2 separate regions of the Homo sapiens genome follow, and region 1 is linked to region 2. A link is a loop called in an ENCODE intact Hi-C map of the cell type or tissue named here. Cell type or tissue: HCT116. All regions are shown on one strand.

Region 1 (8,000 bases), 780 kb before region 2:
CTGTGCCTATGCCTGTGGACATGTGTGGGTTGTCATTGTGTCTGTGTCTGCATGTATGTGCTCATCTGTGGGCATCTGTGCATGTTGTCTGTGTATATGTGCATTTATGTGTCCGTGTGTTTCTGTGTACATGCATTTATGGCCTTGGTGTGTCTACATGTATGTGGCTTTACTGTGTATGTTATGTGTCTGAGCGTGTCTGAGCACCAAAATCTGGGGCAGTGGTACATCCCTTCCTGTCCCAAAATCTGGGGCAGTGACACATGTATCTGTGTGCATACCATGTGTATCCATATGTGTGATGTGTGTCCAAGTACCTGTTGTGTGCATGTGTGCTGTTTGTCAGGGTGTGTCTAGATTCAGCCATGGGTCTTCATGCTCTTGGGCCCTCTGGAAGGCTGTATGGTGGGAGCAGCTCTTGCCCCTCTGCTCACTCCCTCAACTGCCCTTGCTGAGAAGGGCTGAGTCAGCTCTGTTCTTAGAGGCTCCTAAGGACTCTAGGAGGAAACTCTGGCTCCAGAGCTGACATACTGCATGTAACTAGACTCCCTACATTGGTCTGTTTTCACACTGCTATAAAGATACTACCTGAGACTGGGTAATTCATAAACAAAAGAGGTTTAATTGATTCACAGTTCTGCATGGTTGCGGAGGCCTCAGGAAACTTACAATCATGGCAGAAGGCAAAGGGAAGCAAGGCAACTCTTATATGGTGTTGAGAGAGAGAGAGAGAGAGAGAGAGAGAAGGGGGAAGCGCCCGACACTTACAAAACAACCAGATCTCATGAGAACTCACTCACTACCATGAGACCAGCCTGGGGAAACCACCCCCATGATCCAATCACCTCCCACCAGATCCCTCCCTTGACACGTCATTCAGATTACAATTCGAGATGAGATTTGGGTGGGGACACAGCCAAACCATATTTCCCCCCCACAACACACACCAGGGTTCTCACCTCTCTCTAACCTTCCTCCATCAGCTAGGGACAAAGGAAGAAGGCCCATGCCCACCTGGATCCTGCATCATGCCCCAGTCCGGGGCTGGCCGTTTCCTCCTGGGAGGCTTTATGTCTCATTTATTTCCCCACTTACCTGCTACCTGCTGTGGGCCAGGTGTGTGCCAGGAGCTTCATGCATATTGTCTCAACCATGCCCACTCTCTAAAATGAGAGTTATTTGCTCACTTTACAGATGAGGAACTGGAGGCTTGGAGGATGAAGTGCCTTGTATGTGTCAGCCCATCTGTCTCCTGATCTGAGGTGGTGATGCAGGGCTACAAAAGCCCAGAAAAACAGCAATGGTCCCTGGAGGGTTCCCAGGGGAGGCAGCCTCAGTGAGCACACAACTTCCTCTTCTGCAGAACAGGGGTGAGGACAGCACCTTCCAGGTGAGTCTGAGGAAGCCCTCAGGAGGAGCCAGCACGGCATTCGCATGGGCTTCCATGCACATGCTCAGATGGGACCCCAGAGATGGAGCCCCAAGTCATGGCTTTCATGATGAGTCAATGCCAGCTGGTGCCAATGAAGGCCCCCTGCCTTCCCCCCAGCAGCCTGTGACCATTCACCTGTCCCTTGGAGTACATTCCCAGCAAGGGGACATTCTGGCATTTCTAGAGGTTGGGTTCTCACTATGGCAGATGGAGCTATGGGCTTCCAGAAGGTCCTTGCAGGGCTGGGTGATCTGGAATTGCTTGGTCCCTGGTTCTGCAGGTGGGCACACTTTGAGATGGACTCCTTAGAAAAGCCCAAATACTTTAGCCTGGCATTCAAGGCCCTACACATGCTGGCCCCACCTCATCTGCCCCCTACACAACCAACTGTTTGGCTATGACACACTCCTTACACTTCTGCAAACCCCTCATGATGCGGCATCTTTGCTCTTGTTATTTTCTCTACCTAGATGACTTGTCCCTTTTTCAACACCTGGTGAATGCCTCTACATCCTTCAAAGTCCACCTAAAATGCCACCTTCTCCTGAAACCCTTTCCCAGTCCTCCTCGGTATGGAATTAGTAGCTGCCATGCCTGATCCTCACTTGACAGGAGGGACCTTATCTAGTTCCTTCCTTTAGTCCAATGCCCAGGAAGAGGCATGTACGAGAAAGCTGAATTGATGAATGAACAAATTAAGGAACTAACTAGCCCAAAGGCATCGAATAAATAATCTCCCCTCCCGCAATGCCAGCTCCTGAGGTCGCCTTTTGGTTTCTCCTCTGCTGTTCTCTGCATCTGAGCTTGGTTGATCTGATGCTTAGCTGGGATCCCGGCACACCAGGCACAGGCAGCATGTCAGCTCATGGCTCCCCTCGCAGCCCTGCCTCTGCTCACCACTGCCCTTATGCTGCAGTGGATGCCCTCACCTCCAACCCCTGCACCGGCCTGGAGGCTCTTTCCCAGCTCCCTGTTTCCCACTCCTTCTGGCTAACTCCTTCCTCTCCAAATCTCTGTTCCTCTGCCACTGCCTCCAGGAATCCTTCCCTGACACACTCCCTTTCATCCCAACGTGCTGTGGGAGGGGGACCTCCTCTGGCCCCTCAGCCCTGGGCCACCCTGTCCATCACTGACTACACTCTAGGTATGGTCTTGTGTCAGCCTCTCCCTGCAGAAGGGGGCTTCTGGAGGGCAAAGGTGGATCTGAACCCTGTTTGTGTGACCCCAGGGTCTGGCCAGTAAAGTTCAGTGGGGAAGAAATATGACAGATCAGGGGAGGTGAAGGAGGCTACTGTGGTGGCAGGTGAGCCTCCCTTTAAGGAAATCCACGTGCATGACAATCAAGATTTGCTCAAAAGACAGAGTGGAGTCTACACTCTCATAGAATGGGAGGTGAAGTGACACAGAGAAGGAGGGAAAGGCCACACATGTACTGAGCACCTGCTGTGTGCACCGTCTCAGGACCCTGCATCTTCATTGAGTGGTGAGGACACGAGGCTCTGAGAGGAGACTGACAAACCAAATGGGCTGCTGCGTTCCCCGGGGCTGTGGGACACCCAAGCCCGGCTCCTTCTCAAGGGCTGGCCATGCCACCTCCCATGTAGGCTCTGACCTGGCCTTCCCTGCACAAGTCCCTCTTGCTGGAGGCCCCAGTCTCTCCATCAGGACCAGCGCAGGTTTCCGCGGCCTGAGAGACTCTTTGAGCAATCCACTAGGGGGCAGGCAAGTTGTTCCAGAGTGAACCAGGAGCCCCTCTGGCAACCCAGGAGACTCGTGGGCCCCTCCCCAGCCCGCAGGCTCCCGGGGCTCCGCTGCCCAGCAGGGAGAGGGAGGAGGGGGATACATGGAGTGATGGGGCACCCCACGGAGGAGTCCCACGTGGGAAACTTCCCTGAATGACTGAAGCACAAAGAGAGTTCTTCAACAACTCTCCATTTCTCACTGGCGCACTGGGGAGCTGGATGTGGTTTTTGGCTCTGTCAAGTGCAGAGTGTGGGCTCCAGGATATGGAACCTGGCCCCTGTGCATCGTGAAACAGCAGATCTCAGGGTCCTGTCCCCACCGGAAAGGCCTGGCCCAAGTTGGCGTGTGTCCAGGATGTGTCCAGCCTCCAGACACTAACATTTTCTATGACATAACGCATAGGCGATCATCGTATACCATTCTTGCCTGGATGCTGGCTCCTGTGGCCTATCACACTCTCTCCTGGGAGGCAGTTGTGACTGCCCCATCTACAGACAGGAGAAGCATCTCTGATCTGTGGACATTTCCCCGTGAGCCACAAATTACCCTGACTGCTCTGCCTGGTCTCCTGGTGCAGAAATGGGTGATGGCCCTCTCTTCCCTGTCCTTCTCATGACAGCTCTCCACCACCTCCACAATCAGTCATCAAGTCCTGTGCGGCCTGCCACGATGGTCTCCGACTTCGGTCCACAACAAGGGCACCAGGCTTCATGCTGCTCTCTTGCCTCTATTCCCACCCCTAATCTACCTGCAACGCAGACCTTGCGACGTCACTTTTCGACTTAGCAAGTGTGCACTACTGATGACCAAGGGCCTTTGCTGAGGAGCTCCTGCCAGCTGGCCCTGCCAGCTCTCTCCCCTGGCTGCCCAGCCCCTTTCTATCCCTATGCCCTGGCCCGTCTTGTCCTTCCAAATCCCTCTGACCCCCAGTTTCAACCTAGAGAGTTTTTATTCTAAAAAGTATTCCTTTTAGTAGTTATATTTACCCATTAAGGCCTGGAGCCAGTGGCCTGGAGATAACCTTCCCCATCACTATTGTGTCCGGGTACAAAATCCTTCCAGCTTGAGGAACATCACAATATCGTCTCAGCATATTTTCAGAATTGTTATTACAGACATGGGCTGGTGGGAGCTGGCCATGAGGGCAGTCTCTGTTCTTCCCATGTGTTCACCTTGAGCCCACACTCTTCACTTTGACAGAAACTAAAACCACATCCAACTCCCCAGTGCAACTATGAGAAATGGAGAGTTGGTGAAGAATTCCTGGGAGCCAGAGAAGACAACGCATCATGGCTCACCACGCAGCCAAACTTCATGAACTTTTTAAAGCCTCAGTTCTCCTTCCCGGAGTCCCTTCCCTGGCAGCTGCTTCACCTTTCTCCATCCTTTTCCCATCACCCCTCATCCCCAAATCTCCGTGTTGTCCCCAGCCCACCAGCACCCAGCCTCAGCTTCCTTATTCATTGGTGGTTACCCAAAGAACAACTACAAGACTGGTCCAAGGTCCAGGAACCCTTTAAAGGGGTGGCTCAGGTCTCCCCAGGCACTGACTCCAAGGCTTCCCCTGTGGGCAGCCCATGGGAGGGTCTTTATTTCACTAGAAAGAAGGAACTAATGTGGATGGAATATCTGCAATGTACCTCTCACTTCCATCATGCAAGGCAAAGATTATTCTCTATTTTCGATGCAGCTACTGAGACTCAGTCCAAGGTCACCCAGCAAGCCAGTGGCAGAACTGGACCTCAACTCCAAAGCCCCCACCACCTGCACCACCCTGGTGGCCTTATGGGCCCCAGCCAAATACTATATGGAAAAAGGTGACTCAGACAAGGTCACCAGCTGCAAGGTAGGGCCCAGCGAATGGAGCTGGAGTAGGGTGCAGAGGACGGGGCAGGTGAGGCCAGGTGAAGCCAAGGCCAGCAGCCAGGTCTCTGGATGTGGATGGAAGAGTTGAGGGGGCAGATGCCAGAGTGTGCTATGGGCCCAGGTCAAGGTCAGAACTTGCAGGGTAGGTGGGACACGGAAGAATGAAAAGGCGGAGAAACTAATGAACTCTGGCCACCCGCCTGGGGAAGCCCACTGGAGGGCTGTTTCTTCCCACAGCCACCATGCCCTCTCACTTGGCCTCTTGGACTTATGTAGCAGGGAAATGAAGAGCTTTTTGAACTGGAGGCTCGGCTTTTTTTTTCCTTTTAATGGCATGGAAACCCCACAAGGTAGTTTCTGCAGCCCTCACCTCTGGTAACTCTAAATCAGGTGAAAGAGGGAGAGATAGATGGGAAGGAAGAGAGAGAGGGGGAGGGAGAGGCAGGAGAAAGAGAGAGGGAGAGGGACTTTGATAGAGCTAACTGGGCACAGCTAGGGAGAGCAAGAAAGGGGAGAGGAGATGGTGGAGGATGTATGTGGGTTCGTGATATAGAACCTGGCCCCAATGTGTGGTGAAAGAGACAGGAAAACGGGAAGTGTGACGTGGACTCAGACGCCCTGGGCCATCAAAGGCTTTTAAGCAGGAGGGTGACCTGGTCAAACCTGTGTTTTGGAGAGACTCCATCTTGCTGCCATGTGGGGCCTGAGTGGATGAGCGGGAAAAGAGATCCTGGGCCAGGAAGCAGCCCTGGGGAAAGGGCCAGGGGAGAAAACGCCAGGCCGAAGAGGGAGTGAGAGCCGGGAGCTTCCACCTTTAGAAATCAGGTGGAGGAGGAAGAGAAGGGCCCGCAGCAGGATCCTGAAGGAGATGCAAGAGAGGAGAGAGGAGGGCCAGGAGGGGGTGTTCCAAGGTGCCACGGGAAGAAGGCCATTAAAGGAGGAGGGGAAGCTGTGAAGAACATAGCCAAGGGACGTGGACACTGTCCCTCGGTCCGGCCACAGCAGTTCTGCCATGGATGTGCTTGCTGGAATGAGGGGCTGGAGACAGGTGGAGAGTGGAGGCAATGGAGGCAGCAAGAGTGGCTTTCTTGCAGGTAGCTCCCTTGTGGGTCTGGCTAGGAGGAGATGAGAGGAGGGGGCCACAGCTGAAGGGAACCTGGAAGACCCAGAAGGGGCTTGTGAAACAGGGGCGTGTACAAGAGGGCTTGCCCAGAATGTTCCCCAGGAGGCAGGTGCTGCCTCTGCCAGCAGGAAGCACAGCCCATCCACCAGGAGGCCAGGTGGTCACTGATGCCAGCAGAGGCAAGTTTGGTTTTGGGAGTCAGGTTCAGGCCTCAAATCCGGGTCTCCTGACCCCAGCACCACAGGAGAGAAAAACCAGCAAGCAGGCTGAAGTCACACAGCCTAGAAGAGGTCAGGGAGTGGCAGCCCTGAGGCCACATAACCCCTTTTTAAGCTTCCAGACCTTCAGAGGGATTGGCTTGGGGACAAGGCCTGGCATCCATCCCTCAGGAGACAGGATGCAGTACTCTGCATTCTGAAGCCCCAGCCCAGCTCCCAGGGCCTGAAGCTCACAGCATCCCAGCTGGATTAATTATGAGATTCCTGGGAGGCCAAAGGAGTCTGTCTGACTAATTTAGCCCAAACTATGTCCTTTCCCCTCCTTTCCTTTTTCACTTCAGGAAACCAGCCCTAGTGGAAGCCACTTGACTTATGTGTGGTCTGCTTCTGAGAAAAATCAGAGTCACAAGCCACGCGAGATGACAGCCTAGTTCCCATGACCATGTGCACCTGTGCCTGTGTGTACAGGCATGCTCACGTGTGTGCGTGTGTGCACGTCCATGCACACAGACGAGAGGCTTATCTGTGCTCTCTGCTGTGTGTGCACTGGGTTTGGGGAGCCTTGGTATTTTAAGTCTTTATTGTACATACTGGATGTGAGCTGTGTTTGTGTGCAATGTGTCTGGTATGTTTGTGAGTGTGGTGTTCGTGTAGGATGTATGGATATAGTGTGTGTACACGGTGTATGCTCAATGTACATGTTTGTGTTGTGTTTTGCACATGTGTTTAATTGAGAGTTGGATTTGTGCAGGATGTATGTAACCATGTGTGGTGACTGTGTGACTTTTGAGGGCGTCTCTGAAATGTCTGAATGTTTGTGAATCGTGTGTGTGCCTACGTGAAATTCGTGTATGAGGTCGATGCATGCTTGTTGCTTTCGTGAGTCGTGGCCCTGTGCATCTCATGTTGCCTCTGAGGGTGCATATGAAGGATGTGTGTGTGGCTGTGGCTGGGCTGTTGTTGCAGGTGCACTATGTCTGTGGGGCGAGTGCATGTGGCTCTCATCAGCAGGTGGAAAAATGTCATAGGGGAAGGGGGTGAAAATCCAATGTAGCAGAGAGGGCAGCCCCCTCTTGCCTCCTCCTTGCCCCTGTAGAGCCTCAGCTTCCCCTCAATGGATAATACTTGAAGGACTCTAGGAAGATCCTATGGTCATGAGGAAGCTGGCAACATGACTAGGACAAGATGGGGGCTCTGTGACCTGTGCCTAAGAAGACCCTGTCCCAGTGACAACTGGGTGTGCCCAGGCCTTCGCCCCCTCACTTGCCCCTTGAGGGCTTCCACCTGCCCCCCTGAGGAACGCTGTACCCTCATGCTGCCTACCCATACTGTCCCTGAGGGGCAGCCACAGCTACATTCTAGGCAGGTTTCCTCCCTACATCCCCTGACCACAGCCAGGGAAAGCTTGAAAACCACTTCTCTCTCCCTGAAACAAACCAGCACAAAGACCATAGCTGCTGCCAAAACCCTCAAATGCTGACCGGGGCAGGGAGCACCGCAAGCTGTGCCATTGACTGGTGAGGAACAGCTTAATACAAACGCACTCACCCTTCAAACTGCCCTAGTGGTCCATTGTCCATGGCTGCCCTCACTCTACTGGGTTCAGAGGTGAGGCCAC
Region 2 (8,000 bases):
CATAAAACCATAAGTGAGCTTTGAAAATAGTCGTCTTCTACTTAACCTAGGTAAAATAAGAAATCTTGATGGGCAAGGGAAAAAAAAACAATGGCTCATCCTACTACTTGAGCACATTTTCAGATGCAATGAGTATACTTTTTTAAAAATACAGTGTTTGTTTGTATGACTACAGCTACCTAATGAATCAGTAGACAGCCTGTGTTCCTAGGTGTATATGTTCATTTGGACATTAATAACACTTCTAGGCATCAGCCAAGTTTAAGCCGAATAAAACTGTGTACGTATCTCTGTTAAGCATCATCAAGCCTTAGACACCCCTGGCTCTGAGATCTGACGAAGCCCAGATACTGAGTAGTTAAGGAGGAAAGGTGAGACCTCTTCTTAGACAATTAACCTGAGCTGAATGAGTACATCCCCTCAGATTTGGCCCAGTGTTTGAGACAACAGAGGATGTTTTTCCTCTCCTTTAAAACAGTGAGAAGCACTGAGAAATAAGAATAGTGTCATTAAGCAAAGATATACAGATCCTGAAATTAAAATTAATTATTTTAAATTTAAATCAACAGAGATGAAGATGTTTTTGTTCATACTTCAAATATTCTCAGAAAATAATCACAATCACAGGCACACACTCCAAGTATGAAGTGGACTAAGTGCCTTCAATGCTACTCCATGACATGAGGACTGAAAGTAACCCTGCTGAAGTAGCCGTCCCTTAAGCAAAAAGTCTACCTTAAAACAGAGATGGGAACAACGTGATCCTAGTAGACTTCATTCACTCATGGAAAAATATTCAGTAAGCAAAGTCTGAGACTTTAAAGCTGAGTAAGGCATAACCTCAGCCCTAAAGGAGCATACACCCTAATAGGAAGAAAGGATGTATGGCCAAATTACTATAACGGTGAAAGCAGAGAGAAAGAAGAGAAGGCAACAGTGACAGCATGTTAACTAGCATTCGTGGAGAGAGAAAAAAAGAGAATGAGGGAAGATTCCCAGCTTTGTACAACAGTTGAAACAGAAATTAACTTACAGGATGGGGTGAGGAGGCTCAAAAATGCCCTCTATACAAATCTAAAAAAGAATGGTGAAAACAAGTTTTCAAAATATTAAACAAAACAAAATTTTAAACTCTCTGAATCCCCTGGTGAGAACAAGTCGAACTCTGTTTCTGTTTACTTCTCAAGAATCTAAAACATCTATATAAAGAACCATACTTGGCTTTGAATTTTACAGTATTAAAAGTTCTCAAAAGCTCAAAAATTGTGCTAAGAAGACAAGATCCTCCAAATTCATAACAGGAAACGTGGCATTTTCCCAGATTATTCTCTGGCTTCAATGAAGAGAGAGAATGGGGACCACACTGCAGCAGCAGGGTTTATAAATATGAATTACAGGATAAGATGATTTTCCAAACACCTGTCAAAAGCTAATTCAATCCAAGAGAAAAGGGGGAAAAAAGACTCAGAGGGAAGCCAAATACAGTGACTAATGTGTGGAACTTTTGTGGACTTCAGTGGGTTGATGGTCTCATGGGCATTGCATGCCCACTCTACAATAATAAATGCACAAAGTCTGTAGAATAAAGCACTTTGATACTGTTCAAAGTGTTTGCACGTGTTCTCTCTCATTTGATTCCCACAATGCACAACTAGTTATGCTTTGTGCTGGTTAATGTGAAGGCAGAGACTTGGTACGCTGTCACACTATATGAAGTGGGAAGAAATGTGGAGATGTCATACAGCATAGCGGTTAAGAAAACAAGCCTTCAAATGAATGAGACCTGGGCTCGAATCATGGATCTGCTATTCACCACCTATGCCATCTTGCTTGGGGCAGTAGTTTAATGCCTTCTTCTAAGGTACTTCACTCATAAAAGCAGGAGAACTACCTCATGGGGCTGTTATACACAAATTAAATAAAAATACATAACCTTTCTGACATAGTGTCTCATAGCAGGCACTCAGTAAATGAAAACTGGCAATGGTAGTTTTTTTAAAGCTCTGTATTCCTGAGAAGAGAAATGGAAGAAATATTTAAAAATAAAATAAATAAAAGCTCTATACTTACCTAGTATAATACTGTTAGTACACAATCACACCAGCTCAAATAGTTCAGAAATAAAATTTTACCCTGGATTTAATCTGGGTTCAGATCTCTAGATGCTTTATAATAAAGCAAGCAGCTATTATAAACAGTCCCTGAGGATTTTCCCAGTCTTTCTTTGTTCTATTTTGTAAGGCAGGGGAAAGGAAAACCAAACAGAATATGCATAGGAATGGACTTTTTAAATGATTTTTTTTCCAACTTTTCCTTGATAATGTACTAAAAGACCTGGGCAGAAATACACCATATCCAGCTCTTTGTTATTAAAATATTGGCTTTACTTGGGACAGTTAATCCCTACTTCTGAATGATGTTCTGCTTGCGTACTGTTTGGGACGTGCTTTGGAAACAAGTTAGTATCCATTAGTATGACTAGCAAGAGGAAATAACCACCTATTTAATTTCTCAGTTCTACAAAGTTAACTACATGGAAATCTCTTAACTTCTCTGGGTTTCAGCATCTTCATCCTGAAAATGAAAATACTACTACTTGCCCCCCTAAGACGCTATAAGTTAAAGGAGATGTCGCTAACAGTATATAATCACAGTGAAATTAAATGATGGAAGAAACCTCAAACAAAAATTAAATGATGAAAATCTTCTATCACATCACCTCTTCACAGGTGACGTAGTATAACGAAGAAAGTGCACGTCTATAAAGAGGGAGAGATGTGTTCTGATCCAGGTTCTGCCACAACTCATCCTAACATCTTGGCCATTCATTTTTATTCCATAAGTACTTACTATATACCTATTAGATGCCTGCTACTGAGCCTGGTATTACAAAGTTAAAATACAGTTTGTACCTTCTAGAAAGAGAGAGAGATAGACAATTCAAAAAACTACAATAAACTCAAGAGCTACTAACAGAGGTATGTCAAAAGGGCTTCAGGAGCAAAGAGAAAGGGGCAATTCATTGTACAGAAATGATTAAGTCACGGAATGAAAGGAAGTCACTTTGCCCCTCTGTGACTCAATTTCTTTTAAGCAAATAATGATAAATTGGCCCTACCTTCCTCTAAGGTTGTTATAAGGCTGGAATAAATGAATTACAGACAAAACTCTAAAGATTAAAGAGCTATGGGCCAGGCGCAGTGGCTCACGCCTGTAATCCCAGCACTTTGGGAGGCCGAGGCGGGTGGATCACGAGGTCAGGAGTTCAAGACCAGCCTGGACAAGATGCTGAAACCCCATCTCTACTAAAAACACAAAAAAATTAGCCGGGCGTGGTGGCAGGCCCCTGTAATCCCAGCCACTCGGGAGGCTGAGAGAGAGAATTGCTTGAACCCAGGAGGCGGAGCTTGCAGTGAGCCGAGATCGCGCCACTGCACTCCAGCCTGGGTGACAGAACGAGACTTGTCCAAAAAAAAAAAAAAAAAATTAAAGAGCTATGAAGGTAAGTATATAGATATATAGAGATAAATAAATTATAGCAGCTGGTAGCTCATGCCTGTAATCCCAGCACTTTGGGAAGCCGAGGTGGGCAGATCACTTGAGGTCAGGAGTTCGAGACCAGCCTGGACAACATGGTGAAACCCCATCTCTACTAAAAATACAAAAATTAGCTGGGTGTGGTGGCGGATGCCTATAATCCCAGCTACTCGGGAGGCTGAAGCAGGTAACCGATTGAACCTGGGAGGCAGAGGTTGCAGTGAGCCGAGATCATGCCACTGCACTCCAGCCTGGGTGACAGAATGAGATGCCATCTCAAAAATAATAATAATAAATAAAATAAATTATAGCTATGTCTAAGTTATCATCTGTAGCATAGAGCTAACTTGCCATGTCAAGTTCAATAAATCATGAGCCCCCTGAACGTCAGTTTTTCCATCTACAAAATAAGAGTGTTGGGCTAGATAACTAATATTCCCTGCGGTGTTATCCAGCTAATTAGGATTTTCTTACTTTTGAGATGAGGAACCTAAAACTGAGAGAAGTTAAGTGATTTGCTAAGCAACACAGTACCAGAACAAATTGAAAAATATAAAATAAGGAGTTTTCATTTGTTCAGGCTTTCAAAACAGATCCTGAAACTTTTTATACCTAAATCTTCAATCTCAGCCTATGTACTCGAGACGATCAAGTTATATGGTTATTTTTGTGAAATTCATCACCAAATTGCTATTTCAATATCTTGGGTTTCTTTCATCCACAAAGATTTGCTCCTTTTGACTTGGATTCTATGCCTGCTCTAATTTTTTCCATTAAAGTGAGAAAGTATTGCCATCTACTGGACTCTAAAGATATTACCGCTGTAGCTTCTAGTCAGAAAAATGAAATTCTTACTTGTATCTCTATGTATCTATATACTTACCTTCACAGCTCTTTAATCTTTAGAGATTTGTCTATAAGTAATTTCACTCCAGCCTTATAACAACTGGTCTAATGCTTTTGCACCTTATCAATAGCACAAAAGTTGGAGTAATTATGCCAATATGAGTTACATAAAAATAAATACCAAAAGTTGAGGCTGGAGGTAACCCAGGGTGGAACAAATATCATCTACTCAAGATTTTTATTCTCAATGATTGCTGTGATAGCCCTAAACACAGCAAGCATTCACCTTCATTCACTAACAAAGTTTTACTGAGAGCCTACTACATACCAGGCACTGTGCTAGAGATATAGTGTTAATACAATGGTAAGCATTAGAGATGTAATTCCTCTTATCATAGGATTTAGAGCCTAGTGAGTAGAAGTTTCCATTTACTGGAGTAATAGTTGTCAGGAGTGCCTATAATTAAACTTATATCAATCTGACTCCAATATCCATATTCCTAACGACTAGGACTGTGCATTCATAAAAAGCAGCTGTCAGCAGTCCCACAAAAGACGAGTGGTCACCAAAATGAAATAAAGGCAAAGATAATCTTACCTGTATACATTAAAGGCAAAATCCTGAATAGGGATCTGAAAGATTTCCAGCTTACTGACTCAACAGCTTTTTATTTATCATCCTCCCCTAATCACCATCATAGCGGTTAAACCCACCTAGAAAACCCCTGTAGAAATCTCTAAAGGTCACCCAGCCTTATTCACCAACCTCCACACCAACTTCAAGGTATAACAAAGCTCCTCTTTGCTTCCCAATAGTCACCAAACATTAAAACCTCTTCCTGAAGTGCTCTTCAAATTATTTAAGGTTCTGCTATAACTTACCTGCATTATCTGCAAGATGCAAACAAATGACACCAAAAACAATTTTTCAAACTAAACTCATTTGTAAACTGCATGTCTTCTGGAATATATACTGTCTTATCTCCTCAACAAAGAAAATAAATTTTGAATCCATGTCTTATACTTTTGTATCCCACAGTACCTAGTTTAATAATAGGCTTGTAGTAGGCGCTTGACATTTTTTGCCAGGAAAAAAAATCATGAATCACTTTTACAACTAAGACAAAAATTTGCATCATCACTTATTCAACTTCTCTTTTGTCTGAATTGCTATTAAATACTTAAGATTGCAGTATCTGGCCAGGTGTGGTGGCTCACGCCTGTAATCCCAACACTTCGGGAGGCCAAGGTAGGAGGATCATTTGAGCCCAGAAGTTCAAGACCATCCTGGGCAACACAGTGAGACCTCATCTCTATTTTTTTTTCCTTTAAAAAAAAAAAAACAGAGTGCCACATTTGTATGCCAAATAAAGACCATTTTGCTACATACGCTTAACCAGAATATATCACTCCCTAACAATGCCAGAAGAGGTTACTGAACAAAGGATTAAAATCCAGTATTTATTTTAATGAAAAATTTTTCAGTGTATTAGGTAGTGTCCAACACACTCCTGGAAGTGAAAATGAACTACTTAGCCATTGTATTCTATAGTTAAGAGATTTTGGTTCCTAAAAACTCAACAGAAAGATGTAAAGCCTTTGGGAGAAGCAGATAAACAAAGAGGGAAAAGTTATGAACAGATAAGTAATTTCAGCTTTTAGATCCATAGTGCCTGAAGACATATTAAGATAATGTAGACAGAGGGAGTATTAACATCAACAAAATCATCAGCAATAATAATAAAACTGTTTCTGGTCACAGCTAATGTAAAAAAGAAGAATGCCAAAGAACTGGTCAACAAAAATTTTAGGCATTATTGAAAGCTGCTTTAAAATGTGCTCTGTCATTGCTTCCTAAGGGTAACTTTTCCTCTTCTGTATAAAACACTCATTCTTAAAATTTAATCCTGTTCTCAAAGCCTTGTTGCTTCAGCATTTTTAAAGTTTTAAACGAAATACTTCAAAACTATATGATATCCATTTATAATTATTGTGATTACAAATATATTTGGACATAATGCTACCCCCACACTACATGTTTCTTTTTATCTTTTGTTTCCTTTTCTGTTACCTACCAAGTTGACAAAGCTTTCTATACTTTATTCCCTTTTTTCCTCTGCTAATTAGAAATCTATAATCTCTGCTTTCCATCTTTTTTTTTTTTTTTTTTTTGGTAGAGACGGGAGTCTCACTTTGTTGCCCAGGCTGGTCTCAAACTCCTGGCTTCAAGCGATCCTCCCACCTCAGCTTCCCAAAGTGCTAGGATTATACAGTCTGGGCAGGGTGCCTCAGCCTGTAATCCCCACACTTTGGGAGGCTGAGGAGGACGGATCACTTGGGATCAGGGGTTTGAGACCAAAGTGCTGGGATTACAGGTGTGAGCCAACACACTCAGCCCTCTGATTTTAGCCTTTACTAGGTATCCTTAAATTTTTAACATGTACACTTGACCAAAATTTTTTCTAGCAAATTCTAAAGTTGGTTACTATCTCTATCCTCCTCCCAAACAAATCAGTGATCTCAATGAGTCTTAACCCTTTGAACACCCACTCTCATTATTGTTGTCTAGGGCAATGCTTTTCACTCTCTGTGGGGAAAGACCAGTTGGCTGGAGTTTTTTTTTTCTTCATTCCATTGTGAACTGATACTTTTGTAAAATACAATGAAGAGTCACAATAACGTCAAATTGCTATAGAAGTTTTGAAACTTTTACCCTCACTTTTTCCACGTTGCTCACCACAGATTGTGACAGACAGTTCCTAGACAAGCAGCGGTCCAGACTACATTTTGAATAACAATGGCCTAGCTTCTTTCACCTTAAAACACATAGGTTTATCAGATATTTATTTTTGTTTGTTAGCTTACAGTCAGAAATTAAATTCACTAATGTTTTAACCATTTGTATACCCCTTGCTGTTTTCTTATACACTATATGCTCCCTTTGGTATCATCTTCTATGTGCATCATTCAGCATGGGTAAAGGGTCTGTGGGTAGTAAACTCTCAATCTTTATGCATTTAAAACTATCCCTGACAGGTGCAGTGGTTCACACCTATAATCCCTGCTACTCAGAGGTGGGACTGGGCAACAGAGTGAGACTCTGTCTCAATCAATAAAATGCTCTCTCACCCTCGCTTTTTTTTTTTTTCTGTCACATAGGCTAGAGTGCAATGGTGCGATCACAGCTCACTGCAGCCTCAAATTCCTGGCTCAAACAATCCTCCCACCTCAGCCTCCCAAGTAGCTTGGACTACAGCCATGTACCATGCCTGGCTAATTTTTTTTTTTTTTTTTTTTTTTTTTTGGTAGAGATAGTATTTCATTATGTTACCCTAGCTGGTCTCAAATTACCCTCACTCTTGACTGAAAGTTTACTAGAAACAATTAATAATTAACAGCGCATTGAAGACCTATTTCTTCTGGCATCTACTGCTGCTGATGAGAAGTCTGCTGTCAGCCTAATTTGTGAGTAATATTTCCTTTCTCGCTGGTAGCTTTTCAAATTTCCCCTTTTAGGATTATTCTTAAAGTTCTGCAGTTTCTCTAAGCTGTCTTTTCTCGGCCCTTTTTTTAATAGGGAGAGCCCCACTCAGCTTTTCGTGCTCATTTAGTGCTCA

The links. Hi-C counts contacts between places; a loop is a spot of excess contacts. Peaks named below come from ENCODE experiments on the same cell type or tissue, not always from the same donor. Only the 100,000 strongest peaks of a DNase experiment are listed, where the experiment ranks them.
Region 1: a loop joins it to region 2, with 14 times the contacts of the local background. A loop is called at or near these places in 9 of 110 quality-filtered maps.

The regions. Positions count from the first base shown.
Region 1 is chr11:76,676,164-76,684,163 of GRCh38, reverse strand. It overlaps the pseudogene GUCY2EP. Among named protein-coding and RNA genes, the nearest start is that of LRRC32, 9.4 kb to the right of the region's middle. In HCT116, a CTCF peak has its summit at 3,158 (motif pointing right); a DNase peak (open chromatin) is centred at 3,163.
Region 2 is chr11:75,893,358-75,901,357 of GRCh38, reverse strand. All of the region lies in intron 5 of UVRAG (UV radiation resistance associated), which reads right to left. Among named protein-coding and RNA genes, the nearest start is that of UVRAG, 82 kb to the right of the region's middle. In HCT116, a CTCF peak has its summit at 4,348 (motif pointing left); a DNase peak (open chromatin) is centred at 4,337.